2 separate regions of the Mus musculus genome follow, and region 1 is linked to region 2. The links are chromatin contacts, found by Hi-C or POLR2A ChIA-PET in ENCODE. All regions are on one chromosome and are shown on one strand. Each heading gives the region's core, a stretch centred on a gene start or an enhancer-like site at or near the end of the contact. The rest is flanking DNA. Distances are from core to core; before and after follow the strand shown. Region 1 has its middle 13 kb from the start of Apobec3. Region 2 holds the start of Dnal4 (dynein, axonemal, light chain 4).

Region 1 (4,133 bases), core at 802-3,301, 110 kb after region 2:
AGTTCCAAGATAGCCAGGGCTATACAGAGAAACCTTGTCTTTCAAAGAGAGAATTAAACCAGGCATGGAGGTGTCTTGGGAAATGGAGGCAGGAAGATCAAATTTTCAAAGATATCCTCAGCTATGTACCAAGTTCAAGGCTAGCCTGAGCTACATGAAACAGCCTCCCCCCAAAAAAGGAGGATTTCAGAAATGATTCTAAATTAAAAGATGAGGGGCCAGATATACGGGTGTACACCATTCATTGCAGCACCTGCCTGATCTACATAGCAAGTTACAGGTCACCAGAGCTGTACAGTGAGATCCTGCATGTCCCAAAACCAAAGATGAAATTCATTGGGTATGGTGACACATATCTGTAATATGGTGACTCAGGTCAAGTCTAGCCCCGGGCTACACAAAGACTCTCCAAAGAAAAAAGAGGAGGAAGAAGGGGAGGAGAAAAAAAAAGTAAAAACCAAAGCAAACAAAAACAAAAACCCAACAACAATTATGTGTATATGTGAGGGGATGGTATTTGCACATGTGTATAGGTGTCCAGAGTCAGAAAAGGGCACCAGTTCCCTTGGAACTGGAGTTGGTTATAGGTGGTTGTTGATGAACTAACCTGCCTCCATCTTAAGCTTGAGTGCCATCTTATAGCAAGGTTGAACTAGGTTCATTCCTGTTTATGATGAACCTCTTTCAAGGATTAAGCTATGCCCCGTGTAGAACCTCAGCTACACATTTCTGTACTTCCTGTTCAAGAAATGGCAGCCATGCCTTTCTTTCAGGAGCTCCTCATGACCAACTTGTTCTGCTTCTGTAACCCTGCTTCTTTGTCTGCCAAAGCCCCTGTTCGGAAAGCCCGGTCTCCTAAGCTATAAAACCCTCATCTTCCCCATCTAGGGACGACCTCTAAAACTTGCACTAGGGCAGACGGTTGCTGGACCAGCTCTGTGCTGCTGTTCACAATTTAAATTTTTTTTTCTTTTTCTTTATTTTCTTTTTTTTGCTCCAATTTGGCCATTTGAATGGCTGGTCTTTTGTTTTGTTAGTTTGAGACAGTGTTTCTCTGTGTCGCTTTGGCTGAACTGGAAATCAACTCTGTAGATCAAGTTGGCCTTGAACTCACAGAGATCTGCCAGCCTCTGCCTCTCACTGGGATTAAAGGCCTGCACCACCATGGGCTAGCCGAGTTGGTGGTCTTTTACTTCTGCCTGGTGGGCTTAATTGCTGTGAGCTAATTGCTGTGGATGCTGGGAACTGAATTCAGGTCTTCTGCAAATGTAGTATGAGCTCTTAACCAGTGGCTCCATCTTTCCAAGCCCTAAAATATCATTTTAAACATTAATAATTGCTTCATACCCAGGAGGCCTTCCTTCCTCCCAGATACTAGAGACCGCCACTCTCAGCTACGCTGTGATTGGGTCACAAGTGAGCACATGACTTTTGCTGGTCCAATCAATCTCAAATTCGTTCCCCCTACCCCACCCCACCCCCAGGAATTTGGGGTGGGGTCCCCCCCCCACAAAGTTCCTCTTCCTTCTTCAGGATGGTGAAGAGGGCTTGTCATCTCTGCTGTTTCCACCGGTTTCCTACTGCAAGAAACTGGTCTGAAAAGAGACAAGTAGAAAGAGGAGCCGGAGCCAAGGCACCTGCAGCTTGCAGGAGCCAGAGGTCTCCTTCGGTCCATTTATCATTTGATCCCCTTGGAATTGGGTTCTGTCACCCCTGAGTGAATGCACACTGACCTGCCCCTACCTGCTTTTCTAGAGCATGCTGAAGAACGCGTTCAACTTTAGACTGGGGGAGATGGCTGTCCTCCCATCCCCCCGGGTTTTTTTAAGCTATTACTTTCTTTGACCAGAATCAAGATCCAGATGTATCACTCGTGACCATTAACTCTTTTCTGCGCGGAAGGCCACGGGAGGAACCCAGGCCTTTGTTCCCAGATCAGAGCCCCTCCTCCCAGCTCAGGACTGCTTCCTTGCTGGCTCAGATCCCAAAGCACCATTTCTGGCCCGTGACTCACAAAGTAAATCGTCTGTAAGTGAAAAGCCTCTTATCATAACTTTGGCAGGAAAAACAAGGTGGCAAGCCAGGCAACATTCTTCACGCTGGAGGCCTACCAGTGCCAAGGGCTGCTCTGCACACTGCGCATGAGCAATGTCATCTGCTTGCTCCAAGGCTGCGTGCGCTTGCTTGTGTGCGCACCAACTCCTTTCCTGTTCTGTGTGTTCCCAATGGGACACCGTGAAACGTTCTACAGCCCTATCTGGTACCCAACATCATTTTTCTCCTTATCTTAACAGCTGAACTGCAAACATTTCGGCAAGGACGTGACAGTATGCATTTGCTTAGAGGACAGTGGTACCAAGGGATGGAGGTCCTTGTCTTCTGTCATTTTGCATCTTTAGGAACAAGTTAATTTAATCTCGTGGTTTTGAGATAGGGTCTCTTGTAGCCCAGGCTAGACTGGATCTCACTATGTACCTAAGGATGACCTTAAACTTTTCGGAGTCTTCTGTCTCCACCTCCTCAGTGCTGGGCTATCAGGCATTCAACACCATACTTGTTTTTTTTGTTTTGTTTTGGTTTTTTTTTGTTTGTTTGTTTTTTTTGTTTGTTTTTTTTTCTCTTTACATGTAACTTCCATTTACGACAGAATAGATGACTTTTGTTCCTTTGGGGACACTTGGCATCAGCAACCCATGCGAGTCTACCTTCAAAGTCAGACTCATTCATTCTGCCGCTGCCACAGGTTCCAGTTTTACCACAGGAAACGTGAGCATCTTCTCACCCACCCAGTCAGAGTGGATGCTAGCAGGGCTCTGTGAGAGCAGAAGAGTATCAGCATTGTGCCCTTTCTGCCTTAGCCCCGACCGCCTGTTTTGCAGGGGCTCTGCCTCCCCACCCCCAACCCTGTTGGCCATCTCATGATGCCAGCTATAAAGCATGAGCGGCTGTGTACTGTCCAGTGAGTGAGGAATGGATGCAGGTGAAGGGGTAGCCTGTGGGTGTGCGTAGGTGTGATAGTAAGGTGGCCCCATTTCAGGTGACTCCAGGGTAGTGCATGATGGCCTCTCCATTGCCATCCTTTGCCTCCAGGTTAGAGAACACCAGAGTTCATCTCCTGGTCAGCATCCTCTTTGACAGGGGTGGTGGTACAGACCTTGACATAGCTGGTGTTTCAGAGCTTTGGCGGACGTCCACTAAACTGCTGTAAGCTGGTGCCAGCAGCTGGAGCTATTGATGGAGCTGAGCAGCTGCTGCACAGAGCTGGGGAATAAAGCCCAGGCTTCATGCGTGCTAGGTGAGCACTCTCCTAACCAGGCCACATCCCTGGAAAGGCTAACCAGTCCTGTATTTAAAAGCATTATTTCCAGACTGGGTCTCATGGCACATGCTTAGTTCCAGCAGAGGCAGGCAGATCTCTGGGTTCGAGGCCAGCCTGGTGTACATAACAAGTTCCAGGACAGCCAGGGCTACACAGAGAGACCCTGTCTCAAACAAACAAAAAGCATTATTTCCGTGGTTATTCTTGGGGGATGAGTTGGTTATTTTTTAATTGATTTATAAATACACACACACACACACACACATATATATATATACACACACACACATATATGTATATGTGTGTGTATGTATATGTGTATGTGTGTGTGTGTAGAAGGCAAAGAACAAACTTGGGTGTTAGTCCTCCAGGCCTGTTCCTTTTACCTGAACCAGAGTTTCTCACAGGCTGGGAACTTCAGTACAAAGGGCAGGCTGACTGGCCCCCATGCTTCTAGGGCTCCAACTCCCATCTTGCCATTCACTGGGAGAATCATCCCTGGGTTTTTGTGTTGGCTCTGGGGATCCAAACTCGGGTCTCCAGGCTTGTAAGACCAGCTCTTTAGCAACGAACCTCCCAAGCCCTTTAATAGAACCTGTTTCCATGGCTTCAGACTGTCATGCTCCGAGGCTTTGACAGTCACAGATTCATAACTAGAGGCAATGAGATTGCTAGTCCAGCAAATGAAATGTCCTCCTAGCCCTTGCAATGCTGATTCATGGCTGCATGTGTAAAATCATTCCCTGAAGGTTGCTTGTTTGTCTTAGAACGTGCATTTCCAATCTCATGCTTGCTCTGGAGAACTGTTCAGTCT
Region 2 (3,708 bases), core at 1,178-3,677:
ATAACTAAGCAAGAGGCAACGTAGATGAAAACTGACCCAGGAGTTGTGGTTTGTGGCAGAAAGGCCCTGTCATATGGGCATAGGAGGAGACTCCGGACTGAGAAGCAATGCAGTGGACCCAAGAGAAAGTTCAAGGCTTCCCAGGACTGGGAGAAAGAACACAATTGAGAAAGGAGGGGGGAAAAAAAGCTGGGGGTGGGTTGTGGAAGTGTAGAGAGCCCTAAAACCCAGGCATAAAAACTTGGATTCTACTGGATGCTCACAGTCAGCTATTGGATGGATCATGGGATCCCCAATGGAGGAGCTAGAGAAAGTACCCAAGGAGCTAAAGGGGTCTGCAATCCTATAGGTGGAACAACAATATGAACTAACCAGTACCCCCAGAGCTCGTGTCTCTAGCTGCATATGTATCAGAAGATGGCCTAGTCGGCCATCATTGGAAAGAGAGGCCCATTGGTCTTGCAAACTTTATTTGCTTCAGTACTGGGGAACGCCAGGACCAAGAAGTGGGAGTGGGTGGGTAGGGGAGTGGCGGGGGAGGGTATGGGGGACTTTTGGGATAGCATTGGAAATGTAAATGAAGAAAATACTTAATAAAAAAATTTAAAAAAAAAACAACCTTGGATTCTGTTTTTGCTCTCACATAACACAGGGTGGCTTTGAACTCACTGAACCACTGAGCTCCTGATGACCTTGAACTTGTGATACTGCTGACACAGCCAAGCCCTTGGGTTGCAAGCATCACGACCTTGCCTGGCTTCTTGGAGCTTTCAGGGTGGCTGGCAGCACAGAGGTTGGGGAGTTGGATTGACAGGGATGGCAGCCAGGAAGCTACAGCGATCAGCCCAGAAAACAGGCCTAAGAGGCCAGAATGGTCTCAGGAATGGGGAGGGTGTGATACCCCACGGAGAGAGAATCAAGGTAACTTGATAACTTTCTCAGAGGGATGAGCCTACCAGAGCATGGAAGAAACCAGGTAGAACAGATAGGCAGGCCAGCTTGATGCTAGCAGCTGGCAAAATGCAAATGGAGACATTTAGTCAGGAGGAAAAGATGGCAGAGTCATGGATGGTTGGAAAAGGGAAGCTATGAATCCTCGTATCACTGTACCAACCTCTTTCAGTTTCCTCACTCCTGTACCCCAAGAATTCCTAGCCACAGGGGAAGAGCAGAGCCAGACAGCAGGCCTGAGGTTCATCTGCAGACAGTGGCTACTGAGTGGGATACTGCGCAGGAAAGCACTGGGCTCTTCCCAGGAGGGAAAGTGTGAGGTCATAACAGACAAAAAGAAGAAATTAGGGGGTGGAGGTCAGTTTATAAAGTGCTTGCTACAAAAGTATGAAGACCAGAGTTTTCTATCCCAGCACCCGTGTAAAGGGCTGGGTGAGGCGGCCATGCCTGTGAGCCCAGCATTGGAGAGGCAGCTGAGAGGATGGATCCTTGGAAGCTCATTAGCCATGAAGCCCAGTGGTGAGCTCCTGGCATCAAAGAGGGAGACCCTGTCTCAGACAATAAGGTGGAGAGTGATTGTGAAAGACACCGAATGTTGACTTCCAGCCTCCACATGTAACTGCACACACAGGAACGCACATACACACAGAAAAAAGACAAGTGAGCAAGTACCGTCTACACTGGACTGGACCCTTTGTACTTCATTTGCCAAAGGAGATGAACTTCAGACTATTGGCTTTATAGATGCACTGACTGGTGCCCAGAGAGATCTTAGGTAGTTCTTACCAATGGGAATCCAACTTAAGTTTGCCAAATTCTTTGCATTACATAAAAGGTTAGGAGAACACACATCCTAAGGGGCGTTGACAGTTAAGTCCCACAACATCATGCTAGGACGTCAGAGTCCAAAAGGCCTTTGCGACCATTCAACCCAATTTCGACTTTATAGATGGGAAGACTGAGTGCCCCCCGTCGGGCAATAGTCAGCCTAGAATCCCAGAGTATCGCCAAATCTCCAAACCAAGTGATCTGGGACGAGGCGATTTAGACCACCAGTCAGCAGCGAGGTGGTGCGGGGACAAAGTGCAGTGGGAGTCAAAACAGGGAGGATGCGAGGGCATGGAGCTAAACAGGACCCAAGATGAGTGAGGAGGAGCGGCCTGCAAAGTGGTGCTGGTGCGCAATGTCACTGCCAAGCTCCGTGGTCTCCTACGTGGGACAAGGGGAGGTCCTGGGCCGGGAACCGCGGGCTGGGGACCTAGGTGGGGCCTAGCGTTGGGCCAGGCCTTGTCCGCCCCGCGCATCCTCCCGCCCTCCCTCAGGGCCAGCCCTCCCCGCCGCGCTGCCCTCCGCACTCCGCGCCCTCACCTGCTCCCGCGGGGGCCGGAGCCGAGGCCACAGCCAGCGCACCCCCGCCAGGGTTGTCAAGGAGCGAGCCAGAGTGTCTTAGCAACCATCACGGAAGTCCCGTCCCGTCACCGGACGTTGACAGCAATATCACTTATTATTGGTGTAGAGAAGTGCCAATTAATTCCGAAGGGGCCTAGGAGGCCGGAGCTTACGCGAGGGGCGTGGCTTAAAGACCGAGGAGGTGGGGCTTCGCTCATAGTCGTCTTAAGCCTGCCGGAGCAGCTGCGGACAGGCAGAAGTAGTCTTTGTAGAGGAACAAACTTCTTAAAGCTGTATTGCCCTGGGAGTTTTCGACATCGAAAATGACAAATGCAGTTTGTTGGTGTCGTGACGCTGATCTGCTATTTTACGACGACCGCAGGAGCCTGATAACCACCAGAACTTAGGTAGTGTTTTAGTCCTTTACAGTGAGTGACTGTCTCATTGATTCGCAACACAGTGCTTACTGTTAACAGCATCCGTGATCCCGTCTGGGCCAATGTGTAGAACTAGAGAGACTGAAGGAAAGAATCAAGGCATAACCTCAGAGAAGGAATCCAGATCTTTCCCTTGTGCAAACCCTCCAGGGTTGCTTTGTCCCAGGGGCTGGGAGACACCTGTACCATCAGATGCAGTTGTCTGGAACCTGCTTCTGATTCTTGGAAAGAAATGACCAAAGAGTGTTAGAGCCTCTTGCTGAGGGGAAGGTGAAGAAGAAGAATGGATCAGTGGAATGCCCCATAATCTAAACATTTATTCTATGCGTATCATGCAATCATTAATGAAGCCCCACTAGCTGGTGATTCTGCGGAAGGCACAGTTCAGAAGGTATAGAGCCATGAGAAGAAATGGAATCGTTTCCGCGTGCTTCTATAGCAGAGACTGGCAGGGTACTGGCTCTTTTTAAGTGGGACAACGAGGCGGGAAGAGCCCAAGATGACCAGAATGCTAATGGGAGCGGGACAGCGGTAGCTCCAAGAGGCCTGGGTGCAGGGTCAACGTAGTAGGAGTGCAGGGTCAACATAGTAGGTCAAGTAGAGGGGAAGACAAAGAAAGAAGCAGGGCAGAAGAAAGAGAGGTTTGAAACACAAGTGGCCCCTGGTGTGAGGTGAGATAGAGTCATTGGTTGCTGGAGAGCTTTGGGGAGAGTGGTAACAAGGTCTGATCTGGGACAGTGGATTAACCTAGCTTGAGTGTACAGACCCAGAACACACACATTGGGCTTGGTTTGAGACTTGGCAGCAGGAATTCAGCTCAGCACACGACAGTTCCTAGCTAGCCTCCCTGGAAAGTTCTGACTGTCTGTGGCGAATCTTACTCAGCCTTCAAATTTCCTTAATCCTCTTTTCCAACTTTCTCCAGGAGATG

The links. A loop is a pair of places that touch in the nucleus more often than their neighbours do. ChIA-PET counts read pairs that join two places held with the same protein, here RNA polymerase II (POLR2A).
Region 1: a map of Patski shows a loop between it and region 2 (2.0-fold over the local background). The contact joins the enhancer-like site here to the promoter of Dnal4 in region 2. A Hi-C loop is called at or near these places in 1 of 37 maps with a recorded cell type or tissue (Patski). POLR2A ChIA-PET finds 5 or more read pairs at or near these places in 1 of 5 experiments (Patski).

Annotation. Positions count from the first base shown.
Region 1 is chr15:79,877,460-79,881,592 of GRCm38, forward strand. No RefSeq gene overlaps it. Among named protein-coding and RNA genes, the nearest start is that of Apobec3, 13 kb to the right of the region's middle. Within about 2 kb of position 2,052, at least 3 of the 3 ENCODE cell types and tissues checked have a DNase peak (open chromatin) inside an H3K27ac peak, as active enhancers do.
Region 2 is chr15:79,772,040-79,775,747 of GRCm38, forward strand. Dnal4 (dynein, axonemal, light chain 4) reads right to left here and starts at 2,428. Exons shown (of 4, transcript NM_017470.2): 1 at 2,320-2,428. It overlaps Gm30977 (a long non-coding RNA gene), which reads left to right and starts at 2,489. Exons shown (of 4, transcript XR_875488.3): 1 at 2,489-2,747.